Regions from separate parts of the Homo sapiens genome. Here regions 1 and 3 are each linked to region 2. A link is an interaction called in ENCODE POLR2A ChIA-PET data of the cell type or tissue named here. Cell type or tissue: IMR-90. All regions are shown on one strand. Each heading gives the region's core, and the rest is flanking DNA. Links, peaks and the distances in the headings are about the cores only.

Region 1 (10,402 bases), core at 1,759-6,758, 55 kb before region 2:
TGTTGCCCAGGCTGGGGTGCAGTGACATGATCACAGCTCACTGCAGCTTCAATTTTCCAGGCTCAAATGATTCTCCTACCTCAGCTTCCCACATAGCTGGGACCACAGACGTGCATCACCATGCCCAGCTAATTTTTAAGAACAGTTTTTTTTGTTGAGAAAGGCTCTCACTATGTTGCCCAGGCTGGTCTTGAACTCCTGAGCTCAGGCAATCCACTCTCCTTAGCCTCCCAAAGTACTGGGATTACAGGTTCAGTCACTGCAAACCCTTTCTTTTTTGGACACAGAAGTCATGCTACTTGCCCAAGAACACCCCAGCAGTGGGTAAAATAACCAGATTCTTTATCTGTTTAAATTTAAAGTCCATGAATTTTCTACCATAACATTCAGAGTTCAGAGTTCAGTTCATTCAGAGTTCAGAGTTCAGTTCATTCAGAGTTCAGAGTTCAGTTCATGGTCAGAAACCATGCAGAAGTAAGGGGGGTAGGGTTTCCTCCTTTAGAAAACTTTGAGGTTGATAAGGAATCCCATCTTTTCAAGCCTTCCTCCTTCAGAAACTTGTTTTATTATTAACAGTAGCTACCATTTACTAAAAGCTTACTATTATGAGGCAGGATACACAGCATACATTCCAATCATTATCCACCTTAATACTTACAGTATTACTCTAGGTAGGAATTATGTCCCCATTTTACAGTTGAGAAAATTCTCACACACACAGCTTGTAAGTGGCAAACTGGGATTCTGAACTGGGCTGCACTGACTCCATAGCCCTTACCTTCCCATATATAACACTAACACTCAAATCATTTTAGTCAGAGCTGAAATGGCCTAGAATTAAAGACCACAGAATCCAAACCTTGTTTTCAACCAAAAGTTTCTAACTGAATATCCACTATATGCTAAATCACATCACATGCCCAAATCAAGAGGGAGGTTAGATACTTAGTATTCTTAGATGACAGCTAAGAAAACCAAAGAGGTTTAGAGACAACTTAAGATCACAACATGGAGTTATTCTCATACAGTCTTTGTACATTCTTTTTGGGAAAGAATACGGTAATATCTATTAAAAGTTTGAAATGTTCTTAAAGAATGACCTAGTATTCTACTCCAGAAATTTGTCCTACAGAAGCCTAAGACAAGTGTATAAAAACATGTGTAAGCATATTCCTTGCAGCACTATTCATACCCTTGAAAAACTGTGGTAAAGACCAAATACCTAACAATAGGGAATTAAATAAACCATGTTAATATCCACGTGATAAATAAAGTAGATCCATATATACAGAGGTGGGAAAAGATATCCAAGACAACAAAAAATGAACAAGTCTGAACCCTTTAATATTAATCTACAAAGAGGGAAATCTAGAAATAAATAAATGGATGGGGAACTCTAGAATTAAAGTGTTAACAGTAATCATTTCAGCAGGACTGTGAAGGGTTTTTATTTTCTACATTACTTACTTTTTGTTTTTATATTTTACTATTACACTATAAACTTTTATCGGCATATTTTATTTCTGTAAGAGGGGATGACAGAACAAGATCTCGCTGCCTCCTGCCTCTAAAGCCTCAACCTGAGCCCTGACTCACTCCTACATAACTCTATCCCCAGGTTACTATGAGGTCCCTTTTTAGGAGTACATACAGCTCCTCTTTTTTCTAGATCTTTGAGTTTTTTTCCAACTAAAAAGGAAAAGATGGAGGAGCTTAAGACCAGATAAGAGAGAAATAGATGACGGAAGAGACAGAAGGCAGACTCATCTGAGCATCTCACTAGCCTGAAATGATACAGCTCCTAATAATCCATGTAACAGCCTGAACAGGCTTAAAATGCAACTCATTGTGTCACTCCCGTTTTAAAACTCAGAATAAAATCTAAACTCCCTGACAAGGCGTCTAAAGGCCTTCTTTCGTAACATGCCAGACTTTGTGCCTCAAGACTTCTGAACTTCGTGTTTCTCTTCACCTGCAAGGCTGAAACCCCAAAAACAGGCAAGCTGGTTTTTTCACATCTTGTCTCCACCCAAGAGACATCTCTTTAGAGAGGCTTTCCCTAACCACACTAGCCAAAATAGCCTGCTCTCCTTCTGCCAATTAATACTGTTTCATTTTCTGCATGGTACTTATGTTAGACAGTTTTCAAGTTTTAGTCAGTCCCCCTACCTTCCTTCTGCTCCATAAGGGCAGAACCCTGCCAATCTTGCTCAGTATCTGGAATACAAAGGCACTCAAATATTTACTAAATTAAGGGAAAAGCCAGAATAATGCTACAAAAACAGTAATGTTTTTAAATAGAAAAGACCTGTCAAAAACTATCAAATGTGAATCAAATCTCCATTTAGTGGTACATCTTTAAAAAATACTTTGTCAGCCGGGCGCAGTTGTTCACACCTGTAATCCCAGCACTTTGGGAGGCCCAGATGGGAGGACAGCTTGAGGCCAAGAGTTCAAGACCAGCCTGGTCAACACAGCAAGACCCCATTTCTAAATTTAAAAAAAAAATTTTAATTACAAAAACAGTATTTTGTTTTCCAGCAAGATGAACTGTAATAAATTTTATTTTTTATATAGATATATATTTTCAATTGAGATGAGGTCTCACTATGTTGCCCAGGCTGGTCTTGAACTCCTAGGCTCAAGCACTCCTGCCACACTTGTGCCCCTGCACCCAGCTTGCAATAGATTTTATTCTATATTCAACTGTGGGGGAAGACTGTATTGGAATTGACTGATTCCAATCGATTGGTGAAGAATCCACTGATAAGACTAAAATGTAACCTCAGTCCAAGAACAGTAATTTTACAATGAATTCTAAGTCTTGCAGGCACTCAAAATATAGTGCTGGTACTCAGTAGAGAATATACTGCAATAACTTTTAATAAAAAGTGACAAAATAAAAATACACCTACTTTATTTAATTCAAGTTTTAGATTATTTGTCATTCATAGTATTTTATTTTCTATCTCCATATCAAGACCACTTACAGCTTAAGAGGCAGGCTAAGGGTTGGGTGCGGGGGCTCACGCCTGTAATCCCAGCACTTAGGGAGGCCGAGGCAGATGGATCACGAGGTCAGGAGATGGAGACCATCCTGGCTAACAGGGTGAAACCCCTCTACTAAAAATACAAAAAATTAGCCGGGCGTGGTGGTGGGCACCTGTAGTCCCAGCTACTCAGGAGGCTGAGGCAGGAGAATGGCATGAACCTGGGAGGCGGAGCTTGCAGTGAGCCGAGATCATGCCACTGCACTCCAACCAGCCTGGGCGACAGAGCGAGACTCTGTCTCAAAAAAAAAAAAAAAAAAAAAAGAGGCAGGCTAAGTTAATGTTTCCTAACCCTTTTCTTTTTTCTTTTTTTTTTTTTGAGACAGTCTTGCTCTGTTGCCCAGGCTGGAATGCAGTGGCGCGATCTTGGCTCACTGCAACCTCTGCCTCCCAGGTTCAAGAAATTCTCCCGCTGCAGCCTTCCAAGTAGCTGGGATTACAGGCATGTACCACCACACCTGGCTAATTTTTGTATTTTTAGTAGAGACAGGGTTTCTCCATGTTTGCCAGGCTGGTATTGAACTCCTGACCTCAGGTGATCCACCCGCCTCAGCCTCCCAAGTGTTGGGATTACAGGTGTGAGCCACTGCACCCGGCCTTCCTAACCATTTTCATGGCACATACTCATACAAACGATAGGTCATATTTGCAGAACATGCTGAAATACGCAGACAATGCTGCTTCAAGGGCCCTACAAGTTGTCTCAGGGAAGAGAGGTACAACTCTAACCTGTTAATCACAGAAAATTCTACTAAGGTATTCCTTTATCAACGCAAACATCTGAAAAATCAGGGCAGACATCTGAAAACAAGGAGGAAAAAGCATCTTCTAAAAAAATCATACAGCAGCAACATACTTCAATCTTAAATGGAGATAATCAGAAACCCTGTTGATACTACCTTCAAATATAAGCATAGATCTAGCTTTTAATACTGTAATTTCTCTGACTAAAGGCCCCATGTTAAAAAATGTATATACAGACACACATACACACACATCCTAGACACACACTAAAACTAGATAAGCCAAAGTGAAAATCAGCTTCTGCATGTGAAAGGTCTTTTAAAGTTCCACAGATAAGTTCTAAAATCAAATGCAGTCTCTTATGAATGGAGAAATTTGTCATGTTGGAAAAGATCAATCATTTAAAAAGAGAGACATGTTGGCCGGGCACAGTGGATCACCCCTGTAATCCCAGCACTTTGGGAGACCAAGGTGGATGGATCACCTGAGGTCAGGAGAATTGCTTGAACCCAGGAGGTGGAGGCTGCAGTGAGCCGAGATTGCGCCACTGCACTCCAGCCTGAGCAACAAAGCAAGACTCCAACTCAAAAAAAAAAAAAAAAACAAAAACAAAAACAAGGAGCTCCTAAAAATTAGTAAAAGATGAACAATGCCATTGCAAAAAAAACAGGAAATTAAATTCACAGAAAAGCAATACAAAGGCCAACAAACATATATGTTTATATATAAAGTAGGGAAACACAAATATAAAAACTATTTTTTATCAATTTGTAAAATTTATTTTATTTTTATTTATTTTTTTGAGGCGGAATCTCACTCTGTTGCCCAGGCTGGAGTGCAGTGGCGCAATCTCTGCTCATTGCAGCCTCCACCTTCTGGGTTCAAGTGATTCTCCTGTCTCAGTCTCCCAAGTAGCTGGGATCACAGGCATGCGCCACTATGTCTGGCTAATTTTGTGTTTTTAGTGGAGATGGGGTTTAATCATGTTGCCCAGGCTGGTCTTGAACTCCCAACCTCAGGTGATCCACCCACCTCAGCCTCCCAAAGTGCTGGGATTACAGCCATGAGCTACTGTGCCCAGACAGATTTGTAAAATTAAAAAGGCAAAACATCTAGCACAAGCATTTGAAGTATTCTACTCTCACAGTGAAGAGTATAAACCACAGAAGTACAGCAATCTAATAGTATCTATTAACTGTTTAAAGATTTAACTTCACATTTCACACCCAGCACTACACAAACACAGGAATGTTTCTAATACCAATAAACTGAAAATTACCTCAGACTCAAAGCCACAGAACTAAAATTGGAACAATTTAAGGCAGGACTGGTTTAAAAACAAGACCTCCCAGGAAAGAATACTGCCCCCAGTACATTAGCTGAAGGTCTAAGTGAAAGAATATTTACCCCCAGCTACTTAAGAGGCTACTCAGGATTTCCTGAGGCCAGGAGTTCGAGGCTGTAGTGCATGACTGCACCTGTGAAGAGCCACTGAAGTCCACCTGGGCAACACAGTGAGATCACTTCACACACACACGAGTCATTTTCCATAATTTAAGAATAAGGTCAGTGTCACCTGTCACCAATACCAATACAATTTAATACTTCCAAGTACTATATGCGTAGTATAATATCGAAAGTAAACCATACTGCAGGAAATAGATAAGCATTAAAAAAAAAAGTAGGCCGGGCGCAGTGGCTCACGCCTGTAATCCCAGCACTTTGGGAGGCTGAGACAGGCAGATCACCTGAGGTCAGGAGTTTGAGACCAGCCTGGCTAACATAGTGAAACCCTATTTCTACTAAAAATACAAAAAATTAGCCAAGCGTGGTGGTGCGCGCCTGTAATCCCAGCAATCCCAGCTACTCAAGAGGTGGAGGTTGCAGTGAGCCAAGATAGCGCCATTGCACTCCAGCTTGAGCAACATGAGCAAAACTCTGTCTCAAAAAAAAAAAAAAAAAGTAAACCAAACATTAAAAAAAAAATTTTTTTTAATTGTTCATGGGCTGGGCACCGTGGCTCTCACCTGCAAATCCCAGGACTCTGGAAGGCTGAGATGGGAGGACTACTTGAGCCCAGGAGTTTAACACCAGCTCTGGGAAACATACCAAGACCCCGTCTGTACAAAAAAATTTCAAAAATTAGCTGAGTGTCATGGCATGCACCTGTAGACCCAGCTACTTGGGAGACTGAGGTGGGAGGATCACTTGAGCAAAGGAGGTCGAAGCTGCAGTGTGCCACGATCACACAACTGCACTCCAGCCAAAGCGACAGACCGAGACCTTGTCTAAAAAAAAAAAAGGCATTTAAAAAAAGAATATTGTTAAGTATGTAATTTGATGATACTTTGGTAACAAAAAGTTTATATGGAAACTAATTGTAAAATCACATTTCTGCTCAATGATAAAGTTTTTTTTGTTGTTGTTTTTTAAAGATAACTTCGCCAGGCGGGGTGGCTCACGCCTGTAATCCCAGCACTTTGGGAGGCTGAGGCAGGTGAATTACCTGAGGTCAGGAGTTCGAGATCAGCCTGACCAACATGGTGAAACCCCATCCCTACTAAAAATGCAAAAATTAGCCAGGGTTGGTGCTGCACGCCTGTAGTCCCAGCTACTCAGGAGGCTGAGGCAGGAGAATCGCTTGAACCCAGGAGGCAGAGGTTATAGTCAGCCAAAACTGTGCCATTGCACTCCAGCCTGGGTGACAGCGAGACTCTGTCTCAAAAAAAAAAAAAAAAAAGAAAAGAAAAAACTCTTCATATATACAAAATAGTAGTAAAAACTTTTATTACCACGAAAGTTCCCAGGCTTTAAACATTTATTTGGTAAGACAGTCTGGGAACTTGTATTCTATAGGCAAACATTTACCTTTCACATGCCAGAGAAGACATAGTGTATTCATAATTTATCATGATATCTAAACCATACAAATTATTTCAGAAGCCTACAATTTACTTAATACAAATTATTCTAGTCTAGTACAGAAATTAGGTTTACCTGGTTCCAAGCTACTTCTCTCTGGATTCCTGACTTCCCCTGGTCACCCCTACCAATCATCACAGAATGCTTCAAAAATCAAAAGGCCTAGATTCTACTCTGTTTTGCCTTCCTCTACTTTGGCTACTATTCCGTTAAAAAATTACTACATGGGCCTAACCCCAAAATCAGTCTCTGAAAGATACCAGGGGACGTTTTAGGATAGAAAAAAAGGGATGACTCATAATTGCCAGTTATCTTAGCTTTCTGTAGTCACCTACTCTATATCTATCAATCATGAATTTATATAAACTTCTCTACAACTATTTTTTCTGGTCGACATTATTTCTGAGGGTGGTAGGTTCCCTAGGTTCACCAAAAAAAAATTGCCTTTTATTAGCTTCATGCATCATTCTGCCACCTGGACTTTGAGGATATATTTGCTTTAAAATCAAGCAATTCATGACTGTTATGGTGTAAATTCTTCAAAGCCGTATCTTTCTATAATCTCTCAACTGCATTTATTCCCTATGTGAATATTTCTTTTAGAAAGTTAGAGTGTGGCCAGGCACACTGGCTCACGCCTGTAATCCTAGCACTATGGGAGGCCGAAGCAGGTGGATAACCTGAGGTCAGGAGGTTGAGACCCGCCTGGCCCACATGGCAAAATCCCGTCTCTACTAAAAATACAAAAATTAGCCGGGTGTGATGGCATGTGCCTGTAATCCCAGCTACTCGGGAGGCTGAGGCAGGATAATCGCTTGAACCTGGGAGGCAGAGGTTGTAGTGAGCTACTGCACTTCATTCAGCCTGGGCAACAAGAGTGAAACTCCGTCTCAAAAATTAAAATGTTAGAGTGTAAAACTATTTCTACATTCAAGTTATAAAATGGGCTTACAGCCTGGCCAGGTGCGGTAGTTCATGCCTGTAATCCCTGCACTTCGGGAGACCGAGGTACGAAGATCACTTAGGCCCAGGAGTTTGAGACCAGCCTGGGCTAATCCCTGCACTTTGGGAGACCAAGGTAGGAAGATCACTTAAGCCCAGGAGTTTGAGACCAGCCTTGGCAATAGTGAGACCTCATCTCTACAAAATCTAAAAACTAGCCGGGTGTGGTGGCATGCACCTGTAGCCCCAACTACTTGGGAGGCTGAAGCTGGAAGATCACTTGATCCCAGGAATTCAATACCAGCCTGGACAACACAGTTAGACACCTACTCTACAAAAAAAAGTTTTTAAAAAGTCATTTTTCCTACTTCATGTAACTCAACTCTACTAGTTTTCATGTATTTCATTATCGTGTTAATAAGAAAAAAATCTCAGTATATTATACTATCATTCTTTTCTCAGGCACTGTAAGTTATTTTGTGACCTTATTTATCATTCAAATTTCTACTTTAAAGTAGAAGATACTTTAATGGATACACTGGCAGTAACTTCTATTCATATAAGTATGATGAACCTGAGACTATTTTTGGGGGGGGGGGGTGGCGGGGCACATGGTCTCACTCTGTTGGCCAGGCTAGAGGGCAGTGGTGCAATCTTGGCTGACTGCAACCTCTGTTTCCCACATTCAAGTGATCCTCCCCCTTCAGCCTCCTAGGTAGCTAGGACTGCAGGTGTGAGCCACCATGCTGGCTAATTTTTGTATATTTAGTAGAGATAGGGTTTTACCATGTTGGCCAGGCTGGTCTCAAACTCCTGACCTCAAGTGATTCACCAGCTTGTCTTCAGCTGGGATTATAGGCATGAGCTACCACACCCAGCCAGTTCACTAATTTTTAAATATCATGACAGTTGTATCATAATTCCTATGGATCATTTTAAATCAACTGACCCATAGAAGTCAACCAAAAATGCAAAACCAACGAAACAATGGTAGTTGTAGAATCCACATGTTAAATATTAAAATTTATGTAAATAATTACAAAAAGTTGGCTATTGTTTAAGATGTAATATAAAATTAGAACCACAAGCAAGTGTCCATGAAAAAACACAAACACTTGACAAAGCTTGTTTGGCTATCTGAACAAAAACAATAAGTGTTTGCTCTCTATTTTGGTACTCGCTAAAACTCACTAGGCAACAAGATATATCCACCAAAAAATAAATTTCTTAAAACTCTGTACCAACTAAGCAGCAGCAACAATAATGATATTAGCTAATGTATTAGCTAATACAGAATGCTTATTATGTATCAGTTCTTTACATACAATATCCCTTTTAATCCTCCCAACAACCCCCTATAAGAGAAATTATCATTTTAGAGTGAGGAATCTATGGACCATAAAGGTTAAGTAAAAATGTCCAAGGTTACATGGTATTCAGAATATTCACAAATCTCACCAGGGTTTCATCACACCATCACATATGTTAAGATCCGTGCATTCATGGGAGAGGCGGTTCCTAAGATGAGGTGACAGATTTCAACCTTGTGGCAGCCTACTCTGGCTTCCTGGTATCTGGCTCTTTCCTCTACTCTGATAATCTGTTTCTAATTATACTTTTATTTGTTTATTTTTCTAAGGCATGACCGGTCTGGGTCTGTTGCCCAGGTTGGAGTGCAGTGGCATGATCATGGCTCACTGCAGCCTTGAGCCACGTTCAAGCAATCCTCCTGCCTCAGCTTCCTGATTAGCTGGGACTACAGGTGCACACCACTGAGTCCAGCTAATTTTTTATTTTCTGTAGAGACGAAGTCTCACTATCTTGCCCAGGCTGGTGTTGAACTCCTGGCCTCAAGTGACCCTCCCACCTCAGCCTCCCCAAAGTGCTAGGATTATAGGCGTAAGCCACTACACCTGGCCTAATTATATTTTTACTTACAATAAAACAAAAACTAAATTTGGGAAGGAGGATAAAGGGGAAGTTACTCACAATTTTACTAATCCTAACACATTTTTTTGGGTATCATCTTCTAATATTAGAGGCACAATAAATAACTATCAGTTCAAAATCTACCTCCACCTTTTATTAGCTGTATGGCCTGGCCTTTCACCAAATTGCTTACCTTTCCCATATACCAATTTTCGTCACTTATTCATGCAATAAACATTACTGAGTGCCTACTATGTACCAGGCACTGTTCAAGATGCTTGGGCTACCTCAGGGAACAAAACACAAGGATCCATGATCATAAGAGAAGCCTATCTTCTGCTGGAGGCATTCACAGTAAATTCCATGATAGTGGGTGATAAGTGCTGGGGAAAGGGAGGCAGACTGCAATTACATAGTGAGGTCACAGTAGGTCTCAACGAAGAGGTAACTGCTGAGACCTGGAAATCAGTGAGTCTGACTTGCAGATAACTGAGAGAACAACATTCCAGGCAGAAAGAACAGCCAGTGAAAATCCTTTGTACAAGGAATGGTAAAAAGATCATAGACTTGAGTACAATGTAGGGGAGCAGGGACAATGTGGGTAACATAATGCCTTGTAGGTTATTAAAAGGACTTTTTGCCTTTTACTGAGTGAAGTGGGAAGCCACTGAAAGGTCTTGAGCAGAGGAAAGGCACAAAAGGCACAATCTACCTTAGATTTTTTCTTTTGGAGACAGGGTCTCACTTTGTCACCCAGAGGGAGTGCAGTGGCACGATCTCTGCTCACTGCAACCTCTGCTTCCTGGGTTCAAGCG
Region 2 (10,402 bases), core at 2,746-7,745:
TTAATGGATTTAGGGCTATGCAGGATGTGCTTTGTTAAACAAATGCTTGAAGGCAGCATGCTTGTTAAAAGTCATCACCACTCCCTAATCTCAAGTATCCAGGGACACAAAACACTGCGGAAGGCCGCAGGGACCTCTGCCTAGGAAAGCCAGGTATTGTCCAAGGTTTCTCCCCATGTGATAGCCTGAGATATGGCCTTGTGGGAAGGGAAAGACCCGACCGTCCCCCAGCCCGACACCCTTTAAAGGGTCTGTGCTGAGGAGAATTAGTAAGAGGAAGGCCTCTTTGCAGTTGAGATAAGAGGAAGGCATCTGTCTCCTGCATGTGCCTGGGCAATGGAATGTCTCGGTGTAAAACCCGATTGTATTATTCCATCTACTGATATAGGAGAAAACCGCCTTACGGCTGGAGGTGAGACATGCTGGCAGCAATACTGCTCTTTAATGCACCGAGATGTTTATGTATGTGCACATCAAAGCACAGCACCTTTTTCTTAACCTTGTTTATGACACAGAGACATTTGTTCACATGTTTTCCTGCTGACCCTCTCCCCACTATTACCCTATTGTCCTGCCACATCCCCCTCTCCGAGATGGTAGAGATAATGATCAATAAATACTGAGGGAACTCAGAGACCTATGCCAGCGTGGTCCTCTGTATGCTGAGCGCCGGTCCCCTGGGCCCACTTTTCTTTCTCTATACTTTGTCTCTGTGTCTCTTTCTTTTCTCAGTCTCTCATCCCAACCGACGAGAAACACCCACAGGTGTGGAGGGGCAGGCCACCCCTTCATCCAGCTCCTGAGGAGAACATGCATTTTCTCCTTGATAAGCCCAATCCCTCCTCTCTCTTCTGCACAGAGGGGCTGGCCTGGACTCTGGAGTCAGACAGCTGGGAGACCAAACCCCAGCCTGCCCCTCATCCCTGTGATTCTTGGCCTCTCCCTCAGGTCAAGTAGGAAACACTTGCCTTCAAGCCTTGCTGGGAGGAAACAAAACTGGAAAGCACAGTCCCTAGCACACAGTAGGAGCGCAGAAAGCGCGGCTCCTCCCCCTCTCCCCAACCTCTCCCTGACTCACTGCTTTCTGCCCTACATGGACAAGTCGACTGGGTCTTGAAGAAAAAAACACCAATGTGCCCCTTGTACTTGGTACCCTAATTCCTCCCCTTTAGGGCCAAATTAACCTAAAAAATGGTCTAGGCTCGGGCTGAATTTTCTCACCCACCCCTGCATTAAGCCGTGACAGTTGGCCTTCCACAGCCATCCCCAGAATGCCTCTTCTTCCCACGGAAACCACCCTCCAAGGCCCCCAGTAAATCCCAGGAGGGTGTCCCAAGCCCAGGCCTCAATGCCCTTTGTGGCATTTGGTAAAGGGTATGCCCTTCCTGTTGAAACTCTGCCTCTGTGCTTCTCTCCTATTTCACACCAGCGTTGTCTGATTCTTCTTGTCCCAGGACTGGCTCCTTTTACGCTTGCAGGGTGTTAGACCCAGAGCAGCTTGGTGAAGCAGCTCCTGCCATTTCCTCTGTTGGAAATACCCTTCCATGCTTTAGATCCCAGCTCGAGGACCACTTCTGCAGCAACTAGCTCCACCTCTACCCCAACTTCGTTGTGTGCATTGCCTTCTCTCAGCCTCACATAGGCATCACAGAATAGGCACAAGCTTTGGAATCTGACTTATTTAAAAGGTAGTGCTACCCAAAAAAAAAAAAAAAAATAGAGGGGCCAGGCACAGTGGCTCACACCTGTACTCCCAGCACTGTGGGAGGCCGAGGCGGGTGGATCATCTGAGGTCAGGAGTTCAAGACTAGCCTGGCCAACATGGTGAAACCCCGTCTCTACTAAAAATGCAAAAAATTAGCCAGGCGTGGTGGCAGGCACCTGTAATCCCAGCTACTCAGGAGGCTGAGGCAGGAGAATCACTTGAACCCCGAGGCGGAGGTTGCAGTGAGCCAAGATCATGCCACTGCACTCCAGCATGGGCAACGAGAGCAAAACTCATCTTAAAAAAAAAAAAAATAGAAACAAGGTTGCACTATGTTGCCTAGACTGGCGTCAAACTCCTGGGCTCAAGGGACCCTCCTGCCTCAGCATCAGGTGTAGCAGGGACTACAGCTGCACAACCAGCTATAGACTTGTTTTCTGTTTGGTTTTGTTTGAGATGGAGTCTCGTTCTGTCACCAGGCTGGAGTGCAGTGTCGCAATCTCTGCTCACTGCAACTTCCGCCTCCTGGGTTCAAGCAATTCTTCCGCCTCAGCCTCCCAAGTAGCTGGGACTACAGGCATGCACTACCACGCCCAGCTAATTTTTGTATTTTTAGTAGAGACGGGGTTTCACCATGTTGGCCAGGATTACCTTGATCTCTTGACCTCGTGATCCACCTGCCTTGGCCTCCCAAAGTGCTGGGATTACAGGCGTGAGCTACCATGCCCAGCCTTTGTTTTGTTTTATTTTGTTTTGTTTTGTTTGTTTTCCACCCAGGCTGGATTGCAGTGGCGCAATCACGGCTCACTGCAGCCTCATCCTCCTGAGGCTCAGGTGATCCTCCCTCTTCAGCCTTTTGAGTAGCTAGGACTACAGGTGCGTCACCACACCCAGCTAATTTTTTTTTTATTATTGTTATTCAGCTATAGACTTTGATTTCCATCTCTTTATCCTATTAGCTGTTTGACTCTATGTATTAGCAAACTGGCTAATGTATCTGCAGTTTTCTTATCTGTGAAATGGGAATGATGTGCCCACCTCCCCCTGCCCCACCAAGGGCTTTGGTAGGGCTGAGATCCCTATTTAAAACATCTTATCGGCAGGGCGCGGTGGCTCACACCTGTAATCCTAGCACTTTGGGTGGCCTAGGTGGGTAGATCACTTGAGATCAGGAGTTCAAAACTAGCCTGGCCAACATGGTGAAACCTCATCTCTACTAAAAATACAAAAAAATTAGCCAGGCATGGTGGTGGATGCCTGTAATCCCAGCTACTTGGGAGGCTGAGACAGGAGAATCGCTTGAACCCGGGAGGCGGAAGTTGCAGTGAGCCGAGATTGCGCCATTGCACTCCAGCCTGGGCAACAGAGCAAGACGCCTTCTCAAAAAAAAAAAAAAAAAAGCATCTTATTTTGTGTGGTGAGAGGGGCAGGGTGGGCTTTATGACCATGAGGCCAGCTAGTCACACAGGAACCCCATTCCATGCTCAGAAAGCGCCTATACTTGGGGTTGAATGCTCTGTGATCTCTGTTTTGAAATTCTTCATCATTTTATCTTTGAGTTTGTGTTTTGTATGTGAAGTCCAATGTGACGATGGAGCTTGAGACCTCTGCTCCTGCGTGGTCCAGCCTCTTACTTCCTCCCTACCCGGGAAGGGGGGCGGTTCCAGCCACTTGCTCCACTGTGTTCTGCCACTTCCCTCCGACCCCACCCCACTCCCTACTGCTACCTGGGGCAGCCTCCCCTCTCTCACCCCCACCCAGCTCCTGTTGTGACCCTCCACCTTGGGGTGGGGCCAGGAAGGTCAGGGTGGGACTCCTCCAAGCCCACCAGGTGTGGTCCTACCACTACACATTTGGCAGGCAGCCTAGCAGGCGCCTCCCGCCCCTGACCCAGATTCTGAACACTACCTGGCACAGAAGCTGCAATCCCTTGAGGGTCACTATCTATCAGGAGGTGGGACAGTGTTCTACTGGGAAGCGAAGATTGCCTTCCCTGCCCCCAGCTGGGCTCAGCACATCAGTCTGGCAGTTGGTGGGAGGGGCAACCTGGGAACCAGCTGGTGGGAACACACAGGCCCCTATTGGGGTCTGCATTCACCCTATGAGCATCCCCATGTCCAAAGGAACATGACATGAAATAGCAAATATAAAACATGGTGGAGAAACCATGAAAGAAAAGAAAAACTTCTACATTTTATTTTTCATTTTTTATTTATTTATCTTTTTTGAGAGATGGAGTCTTGTTCTGTCGCGCAGGCTGGAGTGCAGTGGCACAATCTCACCTCACTGCAACCTCTGCCTCCTGGGTTCAAGTGATTCTCCTGCCTCAGCTTCCCAAATAGCTGAGACCACAGGCATGCGCCACCATGCCCAGCTAATTTTTGTATTTTTTTAGTAGAGACAGGGTTTCAGTATGTGTCAGCCAGGCTGGTCGAACTCCTGACCTCAGGCAATCCGTCCATCTCGGCCTCCCAAAGTGCTGGGATTACAGGCGTGAGCCACTGTGCCTGGCCAAGTTCTACATTTTAGTTGAACTTTTTTCTTTTTTTTTTTTTCCAAGATGGGAGTCTCACTCTGTCACCCAGGCTGGAGTGCAGTTGCTTGATCTCGGCTCACTGCAACCTCCGCCTCCTGGGTTCAAGCGATTCTCCTGCCTCAGCCTCCTGAGTAGTTGGGATTACAGGCATGCGCCACCACACTCAGCTAATTTTTGTATTTTTAATAGAGACGAGGTTTCGCCATTTTGGCCAGGCTGGTCTCGAACTCCTGACCTCAGGTGATCCACCCACCTTGGCCTCCCAAAGTGCTGGGATTACAGGCATGAGCCATTGTGCCCTGCCTTAGTCGAACTTTTAATGGCACTTTTTTTTTTTTTTGCCTTTTGAACAAGGGCCCTGCATTTTCTTTTCTTTTCTGTTTAATAGAGACAGGGGTCTCACTATGTTGCCCAGGCTGGTTTCAAACTTCTGGACTCAAGCAATCCTCCCACCTTGGCCTCCCAAAGTGATGGGATTACAGGTGTGAGCTACCACAACCGGCCACGGGCCCTGCATTTTTTCTTTTTCTTTTTTTGAGACGGAGTCTCGCCCTGTCACCCAAGCTGGAGTGTGCAGTGGTGTGATCTCAGCTCACTGCAACCTCTGCCTCCCGGGTTCAAAAAATTATCCTGCCTCAGGCTCCCGAGTAGCTGGGATTACAGGCGCGCACCACTATGCCCAGCTAATTTTTGTATTTTTAGTAGAGACGGGGTTTCACCATGTTGGTCAGGCTGGTCTCAAACTCTTGACCTTGTGATCTGCCCGCCTCGGCCTCCCAAAGTGCTAGAATTACAGGTGTGAGCCACCGCACCCGGCCAGGCCCTGCATTTTCATTTTGCACTGGGTCTCACAAATTATGTAGATGACCCTGGAGCGAGGCCAGGAGGGTCATATAGGCCTGGAAGGGTCTTAAAATTTGCCATTCTCCCCAAACAAGGTTATAGAGGTACACTGATCAGAATAAAACAAGAAACCACTCATCATACAATTTTAAACTGGAGCCTGACACCAGACCACACTGTCTGTGGTAGATTATTATTCCAGCTGTCCTTTGTTGTGTAACAAGCTGCCTGAACTTAAGCTCAGCTGAGGGTATCTGCCAGAGCACCTCTGCCGGCTCTTCCAGCACAGTGGCCTCAGGGTGTCCAGAATTCCTACGTGGGGACTCAGAGCACCAACAACTAATGCGTCATGGTATTTTATGACCTACTGACCTAGCATCTCTTCCACTGTGCTCTACTGGCTGTAGCAGTTACAGCCCGCAGAGCCAAGGGGAGGAAATACAGAATCCACTTCTCGATGCGGGACTGATGAGGTTACAGAAATTCATATGGGATGGGACCTATTGTTGCACTATCTTTGAAAAGTATTAATTGGCCACATCTGTGAATTACATCTTAAATCCTTTATCTTGAAAAGAGCATCATAAATTTACATTATGTTTGTATGGGGGTGGATTATGAATTTAAAAGTTATTAGTTTGTTGAATATAAGCTTTTAAAGGCCAAGCACAGTGGCTCATGCCTGTAATCCCAGCATTTTGGGAGGCCAAAGCAGAAGGATTGCTTGAGGCCACGAGTTCAAGACCAGCCTGAGCCATGTAGCAAGACCTCTTCTCTACAAATAGAAATAAAAATTTAAAAATAAGCCTTTAAAATATTTCATCACCTTTTTTTTTTTTTTTTTTTTTTTTTAGACAGAGTCTGGCTCTATCACCCAGGCTGGAGTACAGTGGTGTGATCTCAGCTTACTGCAACCTCTACCTTTTGGGTTCAAGCGATTCTCCTGCCTCAGCCTCCCAAGTAGCTGGGATTACAGGCCCATGCCACTACACCCAGCTAATTATTTGTATCTTAGTAGAAACGGGGTTTCACCATGTTGTCCAGGCTGGTCTTGAACTTTAGAGCTCAAGCAATCCTCCAGCCTCGGCCTCCCAGAGTGTTAGGATTACAGGCGTGAGCCACCACGCCCAGCCTTCATCATCAGTTGTTTTGTTTTGTTTTGAGACGGAGTCTGGCTCTGTTGCCCAGGCTGGTATGCAGTGGCTCCATCTGAGCTCATTGCAACCTCCGCCTCCTGGCTTCAAAGGATTCTCCTGCCTCAGCCTCCCGCGTAGCTGGGATTACAGGCACATGCCACCACGCCCGGCTAATTTTTGTATTTTTAGTAGAGACGGGATTTCACCATATTGGTCAGGCTGGTCTGGAACTCCTGACCTCCTGATCTGCCCTCTTTTGCCTCCCAAAGTGCTGTGATTACAGGCTTGAGCCACCGCACCTGGCCCATCACCATTTTTTAATACCTATTTTGGAATTTCTACATTTAAAAAAAATACCAGGAAATTCCGGGGGTGGTGGCTCACGCCTGTAATCCCAGCACTTTGGGAGGCCGAGGCGGGTGGATCACTTGAGGTCAGGAGTTCGAGACCAGCTTGGCCAACATGGTGAAACTTCATCTCTATTAAAAATACAAAAAATTAGCCTGGCGTGGTGGTGTACTCCTGTAGTCTCAGCTACTTGGGAGGGTGAGGCAGGAGAATCACTTGAACCTGGGAGGCAGAGTTTGCAATGAGCCAAGATTGCACCACAGCACTCCAGTCTGGGCAACAGGGCAAGACTCCATCTCTAAAAAAAAAATAAAAAATAAAAAAAAATCTCAGGAGCTTCAAAAAAATGTAATGGCTTAGGTCTTTCTTAGTCTCTGGGATAAGGGCCTTATTATGGTATATTCTACCGCCCCCATCCCGCAGCGTGTAGTACTGAGCATATAGTTGGTGCTTAATGTATACTTATTTCACTGTTAGCTAAGACAGAAGAGAAACTGTGGCTTTAGCCTTAAGATGAACCTTAAAGGAACAAGGCTTATTGGATGACTAACACTTTAATTTCTGGTTATTTCATTGTCACCACATCCAGTCTAAAATTGATACAGTTTCCTTCATTGGCTCACATTGGCTGGCTCCAAAGGGAGAATGAAAGCCAGATAATCAGGACCAAAGATGTGCTTGTGTTGTTTTGTTTTGCTGAAATGATATGGACAATCCTGTCAGTTCTCCCTTTCACTCTCCATTATCTACAGTTCACCCTCATGCTGGAGGCCACACCAGCTACTGGTGATGTAGAGATGCCCAGCAGAGTCCCTGCCCTTGAGGGCCTCATTGTGCAGTGTGGAGAAGAACAAATGAATTACAGGCCCAGGCAAGGCTTTGAAACATAGTAGTCTATCTACGTGTCAGTGTTCCTTGGAGAGGGAATGACTGGATAAGTGGGAAGGGAGGGCCTCCTGGAGGAGGAGTGTGTTCAGGAATGAAATCAAAAGTGAAATTCTCCAAGGGAAGGAGATGAGGAAAGACAGGCAGAAGAAACAGGGCAAGTAAAGATACACACAGAGGCAGGAGTTGGCACTCTTCATGGTAGCCAAGATGACTGCCTGTGATCCCCACTTCCTGTATTCACAGCTTGTGAAATTCCCTGCCATATTTTGTCAGGGTTGGTCTGCATGACCAATAGAATACCACAGAAGTGGTGTTGTGTCACTTCCAAGGCTAGTTCTAAAAGACTGTGTGCAATGCTGCCAAAAAAAAAAAAGGAACTTCACCCAAGATTTTTTCCTGTTTCTTCTATCTTCTATCTCTTTCTTTTTTGGATCATTTGTGCTGAAGGAAGTCACAGGCAGTCCTACAGAGAGACCCACATGATGAGGAACTGAGTCCGCTTGCCAATAGTCACACAAGCAGATTCTTCAAGCCCATCAAGCCTTCAGATACCATGGTCCCCACTGACTGCAACCTCAGCTTTTATTTTTTGACTATGACCTCATGAGAGACCTTGAGCCAGAGCCACCAGCTAAGCCCCTGCTGAATTGAACTCTCATAATCTGCATGAGATAGTAAATGCTTGTCTTAGCTGCTGAGTTTTAGAATAATTTGTTACACAGCAATAGATCACTTATACAGTGTGTGTGTGCAAGAAAATGTAAGTAGTTTGGTTTGTTGAGTGCCTAAGTTTGGTGAAATACAGGCCCAGTGGAAGGGGCTGGGAAGCACCTGGGTTATCCATCTCAGGCCCCATGCCTCAATTGAAGTAGTCGGTTACAGAGGACTTCATTGTTTGCCTTTTCTTCTTATCCTAAGAAACGTTTGGGGACCCACTTCTCCCCTACTCTCAGACCCTGCTATTTGGCTGGGACTCTCCCCTGGTGCCAGGAATGAAAGCTGTGACTCAGGCACAGGCCACTGTGATTGGTTGAGGGATGGAGACATGACTCAACGGATCCAATCACAGTGAGTCTCAGGTTTTAGAGGAAGCTTCCAAATAAGCCTTCTGGGCTTTCCCATGGACTTGAACTGGGAGGGGAGGAAAGGCTGGAGCTGTGTCTGCCACTTTTTTTTTTTTTTTTTTTTTTTTTGAGATGGAGTCTCGCTCTGTCACCCAGGCTGGAGTGCAGTGGTGCCATTTCGGCTCACTGCAACCTCCCTCCCAGGTACAAGTGATTCTCCTGTCTCAGCCTCCCGAGTAGCTGGGATTACAGGTGCACGCCACCATTCCCAGCTAATTTTTTGTATTTTGGTAGAGACAGGGTTTCACCGTTTTATCCAGGCTGGTCTCCAACTCCTGAGCTCAGAGAATCCACCCACCTCGGCCTCCCAAAGTGCTAGAATTACAGGCGTGAGCCACTGCGCCCGGCCCTCAGCCACCTTTATACAATGAGAGCAGAGCCTGGGTCGGGAGCGGTGGCCCACGCCTGTAATCCCAGTACTTTGGGAGGCCGAGGCGGGCGGATCACGAGGTCAGGAGATCCAGACCATCCTGGCTAACACGGTGAAACCCCGTCTCTACTAAAAAAAAAAAATACAAAAAAAAAAAGAGGAAAAAAAAAAAAAAGCCGGGCGTGGTGGCGGGCGCCTGCAGTCCCAGCAACTTGGGAGGCTGAGGCAGGAGAATGGCGTGAACCCGGGAGGCGGAGCTTGCAGTGAGCCGAGATCGCACGACTGCACTCCAGCCTGGGCGACAGAGCGAGACTGTGTCTCAAAAAAAAAAAAAAAAACAACAGAGCCTGGAGTTCACAGGGCCCGAGAATGGATTCCGCGGGGTCCTTCAACCTCTGTTGAGCACTGAAACCAGCCAGACCTCCAACAGCCAGACCTGGGCTTTTCAGTTCCATGCAGATTACATTCCCCCTTTTTGTACTTAAAACAATTAAGTTAGTTTTTCTATCGCCGATAGCAGAGCCCTAATAGATGCCCCGGCCGTTAGCTGTTGATTTTCTCTCCGGAAACTGAATATTGACATTCAGTGAAGCTCATGTCTTCTCCTTCTGAAGAGCGTTCCCTTCAGACCACATGTGGAAATCACTGGGAGTTATGCACACGCTTTCAGGAGGAGGGAGTCTATGAACTGAAGGAGTGTTCCGAGCCCCAAAGACCAATGGGTGTAAAAGGCTGCCCACTGCCTTTAGTCTTTCTTCCGCTATTCATTCCTCAGGTGGCTTGCTTTGCCCCACAGCCTCTGAGGCTGTTGTGGATTCACAGGGGTTCACGTTGGAGAGGCTTCATCAGACCAGATTCAGTACATTGTGAGAACTCTGGAATTATTATTTTTATTTTATTATTACTATATTTTATCTGACTAGAAGCCATTTATTACCAAACCAATTTATTTCTTAGAGTTGAAAACCGTCTGTGAGAAGCTTCTCTGGCCTGGATGGAGATCCAGCTCTTTTTTTTTTTTTTTGAGACAGAGTCTTGTTCTGTCGCCAGGCAGGAGTGCAGTGGCACGATCTCTGCTTACTGCAACCTCCACCTCCTGGGTTCAAGCAATTCTCCTGCCTCAGCCTCCCGAGTAGCTGGGACTACAGTCGCACATTTCCACGCCCGGATAATTTTTTGTTCGTTTGTTTGTTTGCGTTTTAGTAGAGATGGGGTTTCACCATGTTGCCCAGGCTGGTCTCGAACTCCTGAGCTCAGGTAATCTGCCCGCCTCGGCCTCCCAAAGTGTTAGGATTACAGGTGTGAGCCACCGCGCCCGGCTGGTTTTTTGTTTGTTTGTTTGTTTGTTTGAGACGGAGTCTCGCTCTGTCACCCAGGCTGGAGTGCAGTGGCGCGATCTTGGCTCACCGCAAACTCCGCCTCCCGAGTTCAAGTGATTCTCCTGCCCCAGCC
Region 3 (10,402 bases), core at 2,218-7,217, 89 kb before region 2:
AGCCAAAAGCAAGCCAGCGTTTCTTCCCTGCTTCTTCTCCCCATTTGCACATCTAGGTGCTGGGTCTCTGGCCTTGTGACCTTTCCACATAATACAGGTACTTGAAACCCTAACAGGATGAGCAGAGGCCACACTCCAGTGCTCCCCAGAGGGCCAAGGATGGCCTGACAGCTTACAGTCGTTTCTGCCTGTATTCTGCCCTCAAATCACCATCTGAAACTTGAGTGGTTAACAAAATAGCAAATCCCTTACTGAGTGTTCAATGTTGTAGTAAGAAATTCCTCACTAGAATCGGTACCACTCAGTGACTTCAAAATGAGAACTGAAGTCGGCTCGCTTCTGGGTAAAGAAGTCATACAGTTTAAGTCAAACTTGTGAGGAAAAAAAAATTAAAAAAGAACAAAAAATTAAAAAACAAAACACACACAAAGTAACTTGTGATGTTGGTGCCCAGGAATTCACACCTCCTTAAATCTGTGGTGTCTGCTTTCATGGTATAATGTTTGGCTGCTAAAAACCCCACCACTGAAAGGTGTTCCACACCTCAGACATGTACCTAAAATAGGCCATGTCCCATAATCCAACACAACTATCATGCCTCTCACTGCTCAAGAGGCAAAACGTGGGTTGTAATGCCATCTTTCTTTCACAAGGAAAGGCTCGTGGAGGGTGGCAGATTCAAAATTGTTAAATTTCACGCCTCACAGCATTAAAAATACCTTTCTTCATTTACTCTTCTATAAAAACAACCCCTCTCCTCTTCTAATAGTGACTTCTGAAGAACCCACTTATGTACCTTTGAGAAAGACCATTTTATTTATTTATTTTTTTGAGACACAGCCTTGCTCTGTCCCCAAGGCTGGAGTGCAGTGGCGTGATCTCAGCTCACTGCAACCTCTGCCTCCCAGGTTCAAGCAATTCTCGTGCCTCAGCCTCCTGAGTAGCTGGGATTATAGGTACGTGCCACCACACTCAGCTAATTTTTAAATTTAGAGATGGGGTTTCACCACATTGGCCAGGCAAGTCTCAAACTCCTAGCCTCAAGTGATCCACCTGCCTCAGCCTCCCAAAGTGCTGGGATTATAGGTGTGAGCCATCACGCCCAGTCAAGAAAGACTATTTTAATTAGTGATTTTGGAAACCTTTCAACATTTGGCTTGTAGCTACTTGCTATCCACATAACAAGCAGATAGACATACACACGCTGGCCACAAACTAGAAATAAACTTAAGACAAAAGCCCAATCCCCGTCAGGTTACATTTACTAATAGTGTGATAAAATTATGCCTATTTCAAGCTTACGGAAATCTCTCCAAATCACTTTTGCTGAGATAAACTCAGAAAGGAACCTAACCTAAACATCGCTCTCATCAGTCCAGGTGAGGCATAAGCTGCTGAGGGACAGGCCAAGCCTACTAATTTTCTGACTTTTCTGTTTTCCTGTCCTCTGCCTCTTTCCTTAAAAAGATATCCCCTGGCACCGAGAGCCACTTGTGATAGAAAGCCTCCCTTCTGTTTCCCTAAATTTAGAACCGAGCAGTCAAATGAACTCAACAACCAAAGGATACTGTTGGATTTCATGTCTCTATGGATGATGTTCTTTGCATGCAAATAGCTGTGAAGGGAAAAGAAATTATTAAAAATAAGTTTGAGGGGCATGAGTAGAAAGCAGTTTTAAACTACAGCTAAGAAGTAAAGCCACTGAAGGCCTGGCTCCAAGGAGTGTTACACACAGGGATAGACCCTGTGCTGTTCAGCCTGGTTCACATCACTGCTTACCTGAAGGTGAGGCCACAGCACAAACATGCTTACACCTTTTTTTTTTTTTTTTTGGAGACTGGAGTGCAGTCAATAGCTTACTGCAGCCTTAACCTCCTGGGCTCAAGTGATCCTCCCACCTCCCAGTAGCCGGGACCACAGGCATGTGCCACCATGCCGCCTTTTTTTTTTTTTTTTTTTTTTTGGGTAGATACAGGGTCTTGCACTGTTGCCCAAGCTGGTCTTGACTCCTGGGCTCAAGTGATCCTCCCATGTTGGCCTCCAAAATGCTTGGATTACAGGCATGGGCCCCTGGCGCCTGACCATTGCTGACACTTCTTCAAGCATCAGTTTTACTCTAAAGTAATTCTGATAACCCAATGTCCATAAATGATGAATGAATAATGTGGCATATCCATACAATGGAATGTTACTCAGACACAGAAAGGAATGAAGTAGTGACTCATGCTACACATTAACCTTGAAAATACTATGCTAGGTCTAAGAGCCCAGGCACACAATACCATATCTTATGTATTATATACAGCCAAGCATCACTTAACGGCAGGGATACCTTCTGAGAAATGTGTTGTTAGCCAACTTGTCATCATGCACACATCATAAAGTGTATTCACACAAACCAAGAAGGTACAGCCTTCTACACACCCTGGCTAAATGGTATAACGTGTTGCACTTAGGCTACAAAACTGTATGGCCCTCAGTGTACTGAATACTGTAGCTGGTTGTAACATGGTGAGTATTTGTGTCTCTAAACATAGCCAAACATAGAAAAGGCACAGTAAAAATACAGTATTATAATCTTGTGGGACCACCTTCCTATATGTGGTCATTGACCGAAACATCATTATATGTTACCTGACTATATTATATCTTACATGATTCCATTTATATTGAACTATAAAGTAGGCAAAATCCATAGAAACAGAAAGTAGACTGCAAGTGGGTGGGAGGTATTGGGTAACCTCTAATGGGTATATTGTTTGGATATCTGTCCACTCCAAATCTCAAGTTGAAATGTGATCCCCAGTGTTGGAGGTGGGACCTAAGTGGCAGGTGTTTGGGTCATGGGGATGGATTCCTCACAAACGGCTCGGTGGCCTCCCTGCAGTAACGAGTGAGTTCACACACTATTAGCTCACATGAAACCTGGTTATTAAAGAGTCTGGGACCTCCCTCCATGCTCTCTCTCTTGCTCCTTTCTCTCACCACATCACACGTGGCTCCCCTTGCCTTCTGCCATGAGTGAAAGCTTCCTGAGGGCCTCACCAGACACAGATGCTGGTGTCATGCTTTTTGTACAGTCTGCAGAACCCCGAGTCAAATAAACCTCTTTTCTTTATAAATTACCCACCCTTAGGTCTTCCTTTAGAGCAACCCAAACAGACTAATACAATGGGCATGTGTTTCTTTCCGGGATAATGAAAATGTTCTAAAATTAGATAGTGGTGGTGGCTGCACAACTCAATACCAGAAAAACACTGAGGTAGGTGTACATTTTAAAAGGGGGAATTTTATGATGTATGAATTATATCTCAATTTTTCTGAAAAGTCATTCCATTTCTTAAAATACACAGAAGGCAACTTCCATATGAATTTTAAAGACAGTGTGAGAATTTATGTAGGACTTGCAAGCACAGCTATAGCTTAGTAACTCCCAGATGTCTAGGGGTACGAGGAGCTCCTCTACTTCAGAGGAGAAGTTTGAGAAGCACTACCCTAGGCTAGCCAGGAAAGGTGGGAGGATCACTTGAGTCCAGTTTGAGACCAGCCTGGGCAACATAGTGAGACCTCCGACTCTACAAAATACACGAAAATTAGCTGGGCACGGTAGCATGTGCCTGCAGTCCCAGCAACCTATGAGACTGAGCCAAGAGGATAGCTGGAGCCCAGGAGTTCAAGGATGCAGTGAGCTATGATTGCGCCGCTGCACTCTAGCATAGGTGACAGAGTGAGAACCTGTGTCTCTAAGGAAAAAAGTGTGGTTTTTTTGGGTTTTTTTTTTTTTTTCAGATGGAGTCTGGCTCTGTCACCCAGGCTAGAGTGCAATGGCACAATCTCCACTCACTGCAACCTCCGCCTCCCGGGTTGAAGTGATTCTTCTGCCTCAGCCTCCCGAGTAGCTGGGATTACAAGCGCCTGCCACCACAACCAGCTAATTTTTGTATTTTTAGTAGAGATGAGATTTCACCACATTGGCCAGGCTGGTTTCGAACTCCTGGCCTCGTCATCCACCCGCCTCAGCCTCCCAAAGTGCTGGGATTATGGGCATGAGCCACCGTGCCTGGCCAGGAAAAAGTTTTTAATTAAAAAAAAAAAATTATCCCAAAAACAACATCTGCTTAAACCCTCATGTGGGACAGCCATGCCTCAGACAGCTGAGCAGAAGGCATTGCCACAGCTGTCCAAGCAGAAGGTACATGCACCCCACTATATTCTCAGGTTTCTGATAAAGCCAGGGTAGCAGGCAGAGCCCAAAGCTGAGCCCCAAGGGGGAAGTTCAGTCCCAAGGAGGAACCTGAACTTCTCTTTTTTTTTTTTTGAGACAGAGTCTCGCTTCTGCAGCCAAGGTTGGAGTGCAGTAACGTGATCTAAGCTCCCCGCAACCTCTGCTTTCCAATGTTCAAGCGATTCTCCCTGTCCCAGTTCTTGAGTAGCTGGGATTATAGGCATGTGCCACCAGACTTGGTTCATTCTTGTATTTTCAGTAGAAACAGGGTTTTGCCATATTGGCAAGGCTGGTCTCAAAACTACTGGCCTCAAGTGATCCACTGGCCTTGGCCTCCCAAAGTGCTGGGATTACAGGTGTGAGCCACCCCACCCAGCTGGAACCTGAACAACTCATTCCTGATAATTGGCCCCTCCAGCCCAGGCCAGAGGCTTGTGCAAAGATATCACAGAATCGCTTAATGGACTAGAAGGCTTTTCCTGATCCTGGTTCCAATTTAGGGACAAATTTGATGCCTGGGTCCCAGAGAGGCATCAGACCATCTACTCACTCCATTCCCTGAGCCGTCTGCCGGGCAATGTCAATTAGCTGGAACATCTGAAACTTGGTCTCCTGGACATGCAGGTGTTTGTAGAGGCTGCTGCCCTCGCACCACTGGGTCACAATTGCCAGGTTGTCCTTTGTCATGTACCCCATGAAAAGCAGAATGTTCACATGCCGTGTTTTGCTGGGGAGGGGAGGGGAAGAGAGGAGAGGGAGGAGGAAAGTGCTCAGGGAGGTCTACTGTGCTTTCCCGTGGACAGTGGGTTCTGTGCTGTCGACACCACCCCCAGTCCCAACACCACCCCCAGTCCCAAAAACAAACACATGGCACGGCTGATAACCCGGGTGGCATTCTGAGCAAAGAGAAGCCCACCATTAGTTCACTGGGCCATCAGTTCAGTGCCAGCCTTGCTTACAGAGAGGACATTCTCTTTCATCAATGTACACTCCATGACCCTCCTGTGGAGGTCACAAGGACTCCTTGTAGAAGTCTCCATTATATGACTTATTCCTACAAGTCTAAATAGTGACTGAAAGATTGGAAAGCTGACTGTTCTGAAGTCTAAAATAAGGCAACTCAGCTATAAAAAAAAGGGTTCTGGGAAATAAAGGTAAAAATAGGGCCTATTTCTGCCCACCTCAAACCAAAACCCAGAGACAGAAATTGGGCTATTGAGTTTACTGTGCCCAGAGGAGGGTATTCTCCTAAAAAGGGGCTCTTCGAAAGGCTTGACAACCACATAAACTAAAGGAAACATCCCTTTGCTCTCAAGGGAGGAGCATCCAACCACAGAAACTCCACAGTGAGTCCTAACTGCCTGCCCGTCCCAACCTGCGGCACAGTCCACTAACTCTACAGTCCTTGTACTCCCCACTCCAGCACTCCAGAGGGACTGGACCGCCAGCTTTCTACTCACCGCAGAACAGCCACCTCATTCCTGAAGGCCTGGAATTGCTCTGGGGTTGGGTCGACAACCTTTAGGATCTTTACTGCAACATCTCCTGCAAAATTAGTTGGCAGTCAGTGCAATCAGTTGAATGATCTCAGTCTTTCAAATAACCTAGTTTTGAGGAAGATACAGTGAATCATTTATCCAAAGAATCACATACCTACACAGATACGGCAAATTTCCAATTTTTTTTTTTTTTTTGAGACAGGGTCTCACTCTGTTGTCTAGGCTAGAGTGCAGTGGCACATTGCAGCCTTGACCTCCAGGGCTTAAGCAATCCTCCCACCTTGGCCTCCCAAAGTGCTGGGATTATAGGTCCAATCTCTACATAATTCAAATGACTCAAAAAAGTTACATAGGTTAACTGCTATCGCTACAGTTAGGCCTTCGATAGCCTTGGTTAAACTATTCACACCAACCCTGGCAAGCCACAGAGGTGAGGTCATGTGTGACAGGTCAAAACCTTGTCCTGTGGGGATGAAATCAGTGCATACATATGAATGGCCTGGCAAATACAGAATGACTGGGGCTGGTTGCTGGTGTAAGGAAGCAGGCCATTTAGCAACTATTGAGGCTGAACTCTGAATCCACATTTCAGTGAGACCTAAGATGGTCCCTAGTAAAAATTCAGAGATATATATTGAAATTAAGCTTCTCTGCCTTCAATACCATTAAAAAGTAATTCTAATAATACTGAATCCTGGCACTGTGTATACTTTTATCTCTGTTAATCCTCACAGCTGCCCTCTGACGTAAATAATTTATCTTCACAGACAACAAGCTGAGAAGTTTAGTCACTTGCCCAAGGTCATACAGCCAAAAAACAAAGAACGCTGCAGCCAGGATCAAAACCCCAGTCTGACTCCAATTGCTATTCTACCTATAACACTGACAACTGATTGTCAAGCACTGTAAAACCAGCCTCTTGATATAACTTTAGACACATCCAGGGATCCATTCCACTTTAGAGTGCTATAAATTTAAAAGCCACTTTTTTTTTTTTTTTTTTTTTTGAGACAGAGTCTCGCTCAGTCACCCAGGCTGGAGTGCAGTGGTGTGATCTGGGCTCACTGCAAGCTCCACCTCCCAGGTTCACGCCATTCTCCTGCCTCAGCCTCCCGAGTAGCTGGGACTACAGGCACCCGCCACCACGTCTGGCTAATTTTTTGTGTGTGTTTTTAGTAGAGACGGGGTTTCACCATGTTAGCCAGGATGGTCTCGATCTCCTGACCTTGTGAGGCCTCCCACCTCGGCCTCCCAAAGTGCTGGGATTACAGGTATGAGCCACCGTGCCTGGCCAAAAGCCACTTTCAAAAGTGTTTCTGGAGCCTCTCTGTTGGAGCCTTCCTCCTTCCTTTTTTTTTTTTTGAGATGGAGACTCGCTCTGTTACCTAGGCTGGAATGCAGTGGCACAATCTTGGCTCACTGCAACCTCCGCAAGCGATTCTCCTGCCTCAGCCTCCCGAGTAGCTGGGATTACAGGCATGCTCCACCATGCCCAACTAATTTTTGTATTTTTGGGTGGAGATGGGGTTTCACCATGTTGCCCAGGCTGGTCTCAAACTCCTGACCTCAAATGATCTGCCTGCCTCGGCCTCCTGGAGTGCTGGGATTACAAGCGTAAGCCACCCCACCCAGCCCTCCCCATTTCATTTTTGGGAAGAAAATTGGTAGAGAGATGGTCCTCACGATAGGCCCAAACTGTCTCCCTGTGATCTCTGGTTTTATCATCTAAAGTTTCAACGAGTCCCCATGTTTTAACAGCAGCCTCCAAAGTGGCTCTCATCCAGTTAACCTGCACATGTGTTTGCCATGGGCTGCCGGTGAAGGTGCTGTTGACTGGATGGGAGAGATCCACACTATGTTTGGAGCTACCTTCTATCTAGAAAAATGGATCCATATGGGACACCATATGGGAAACGTGTATAACCAGCCCTGAGTAGGAGGACAACAATCATTTGCATAAGTGTCCATTCTGGTACAGTTGGAGCCAAGACAGGAGTGCTGGAACAGAAGGGGAGTTCCCCAAGATGGGGGAGTAAATCCTTTTTTTTTTTTTTTTTTTCTTTTTTAGAGATGGGGCCTCACTATGTTGCCCAGGCTGGCCTCAAACTCCTGGGCTCAAGCAATCTTCCAACCTCAGCCTTCCAAGCAGCTGGGACTACAGGTGCCTAAGTAAATCTCTTTTCAAAGAGAATACAGAAAGGTTTTCTGAAGGAAATGGGCTATAAACCAAGGGAAGGATTTTAGTAAATAGGACAGAGAATGTTTCAGACTGGGCACATCAGAAATAAAGGTGAGGTGAGGGGGATGAGAGAAACCTGAGCTGTGTTTAGTAAACTCTAGGGTAGGATTTGGACACCTGTAGGAGAGAAAGAGGGAGACCAGAGAGGAATCTGCTGCAATAGCTCAGGAAAGGTACAAGAAGAATGGTTGACTGTGGGGACTCAGAAAGAAGGGATGAAGGTAAGAAATCCTGTGAAGGTAAACTGACCCAATGAGGCAGTCAACTGAGTGGAAGTGCTGGGAAAATGGCCAACGCTATGACCCAGGCTCCAGGACCCAGAAAAGGGCAGAGCCTTTAACGGGAGGGGACAGGACAGGGCTAGGGGTTCAGGCATGTGGCTTGGGAGATGCTGGATGATCGCTCAGGGGGAACTGCTTCTAAGGACCTTCCTATTTCATGGACCTCGTTTTGTAGTCCATTCCCTTTCTTATAGCTCTCCTCTGGGCATGCTCTAGTTGTCACTGAACCCACCCTTTGGTGTCACCTGTTCTGGCCCTAATCAGTAATATAACCTCAGAATTCAGAGCCAAGCCCACGCAGTGACTTACTCTGACCTTGCAGTCGGCTGAACTTCCTTGGCAGTTTCCACACACGTTATCATTAAGCCACATCTTCCCCCTCCAGTTCTACTTTTTGGAACAATGAATATGACTTATCTCTGTTAAAAGGTGATCTTTTCTTTTTTCCATCATCCTAGCCAGTTGAACTCTTCTCGCTTTTCTAAATCCTCACTACTATGCAAATACATATCACACCTCTGATTAAGTCACTGATGGGAAGACTGAACAGGGTCAACCAAAGACAGTGCCCATGGTACTTGCAGGGATCCATCTGCCAGCCAGCTCTCGTTAACACAGTTATGGTAACAGATTATTTGCAATTTCTTATGAAATCCAGAAGGAATGTTCTATACTGCAGCATTCCCCTCATTTACATATAAATAACCCAAGGACTGCCATGAAAGGGATTCATTCAGTCTGCTAGGATCAATGAGCAAACATTATAGGAAAACGGATTTCAACTCTAATAAAGAACTATTCCATGCCCTCCCCTCGCCCCACTCTGGCTCTTGCTCTGTCACCGAGGCTGGAGTGCAGCAGCACCATCACGGCTCACTGCAGCCTCAAACTCCTGGGCTCAAGGGATCCTCCCACCTCAGCCTCCCAAGTAACTGGGACTACAATACAGGTGTGCATCACCACGCCCACCTAATTTTTAAAATTTTTTGTAGAGACAAGGGTCTCATGTTGCCCAGGCTGGTCTCAAATTCCTGACTTCAAGTGATTCTCCCACCTCAGCCTCCTAAAGTGTTGGGGTTATAGATGTGGGCCACTGCACCCAATCAAACTATTTTCTACTAGTAGGAACTACCTGGAGTTAGAATGGGCTCTCAGACAGATAATGAGCTCTCTCATCACACTCATTTTCAAACAAAGGCTTGCCAAACCTCCTAAAGGTCTCGTACAACCCCAGATCCCATTTAACCCAAATGATAGTCTTTACAGGACCCTAAAACACCCTACCACTGGACCTCACTCCTATTAGTATACCTCTCACTCACTCTAAATGAAGCCATAAGATCTCCTTGAGTTCTCGGAGCAGGCCAGGTGAGTGGTCCACTTTGCACTTGATGTTACTGCTTCCCTAGATATCTGCACCACCCACCCTCGCCCTCCATGCAAATGCCACTTTCTTGGCAGATTCCTCCCTGACCAACCTATTAAAAACATTGAACTGGGACTGCCACTCCATATCTCCTTTCCTCCATTTTTCTCCTTAGCAATTACAGCATACTATATATTCTACTTTTCCTGTTTACTGTCTCCACTAGAATATAAACTCCTTAAGTTTCTTTTTTTTTTTTTGGACACAGGGTCTTGTTCTGTTGCCCAGGCTGGAGTGCAGTGGTGTTATCACGGCTCACTGCAGCCTCTATCTCCCAGGCTCAAGTGATCCTCCTGCCTCAGTTTCTCGAGTAGCGGGGACAACAGACACACAGCACCATGGTCAGCTAATTGTGTTTTAAGTAGAGACAGGGTCTCACTATGTTGTCCAGGCTGGTCTCGATCTCCTGGGCTAAAGTGATCCTCCCAACTCAGCCTCCCAAAGTGCTAGGGATTACAGGTGTGAACCACCACACCTGGCCTATAGAAAGAATTTTTCTTTCTTTTTTTTTTTTTTTTTTGAGATAGAGTCTCGTTCTGTCGCCCAGGCTGGAGTGCTGTGGTATGATCTTGGCTCACTGCAACCTCGCCTCCTGGGTTCAAGCAATTCTCCTGCCTTAGCCTCCTAAGTAGCTGGGATTACAGGCGCATGCCATCACACCCGGCTAATTTTTTTATTTTTAGTGGAGACAGGGTTTCACCATGTCGGTCAGGCTGGTCTTGAACTCCTGAC

The links. ChIA-PET counts read pairs that join two places held together with the same protein. Peaks named below come from ENCODE experiments on the same cell type or tissue, not always from the same donor. Only the 100,000 strongest peaks of a DNase experiment are listed, where the experiment ranks them.
Region 1: POLR2A ChIA-PET joins it to region 2 with 5 read pairs; 15 of 35 experiments call an interaction of 5 or more read pairs at or near these places.
Region 3: POLR2A ChIA-PET joins it to region 2 with 7 read pairs; 5 of 35 experiments call an interaction of 5 or more read pairs at or near these places.

Annotation. Positions count from the first base shown.
Region 1 is chr3:12,620,506-12,630,907 of GRCh38, forward strand. All of the region lies in intron 1 of RAF1 (Raf-1 proto-oncogene, serine/threonine kinase), which reads right to left. Among named protein-coding and RNA genes, the nearest start is that of RAF1, 38 kb to the right of the region's middle. In IMR-90, for the core only: no CTCF peak of the experiment used is centred there; no DNase peak of the experiment used is centred there.
Region 2 is chr3:12,674,292-12,684,693 of GRCh38, forward strand. No RefSeq gene overlaps it. Among named protein-coding and RNA genes, the nearest start is that of RAF1, 15 kb to the left of the region's middle. RefSeq lists an enhancer at 1-454. In IMR-90, for the core only: no CTCF peak of the experiment used is centred there; DNase peaks (open chromatin) are centred at 5,390 and 7,720; H3K27ac peaks cover 459 bases.
Region 3 is chr3:12,586,023-12,596,424 of GRCh38, forward strand. It overlaps RAF1 (Raf-1 proto-oncogene, serine/threonine kinase), which reads right to left. Exons shown (of 17, transcript NM_002880.4): 11 at 5,686-5,770; 12 at 4,776-4,952; 13 at 1,569-1,615. Among named protein-coding and RNA genes, the nearest start is that of MKRN2, 34 kb to the left of the region's middle. RefSeq lists a silencer at 3,254-3,454. In IMR-90, for the core only: no CTCF peak of the experiment used is centred there; no DNase peak of the experiment used is centred there; H3K27ac peaks cover 339 bases.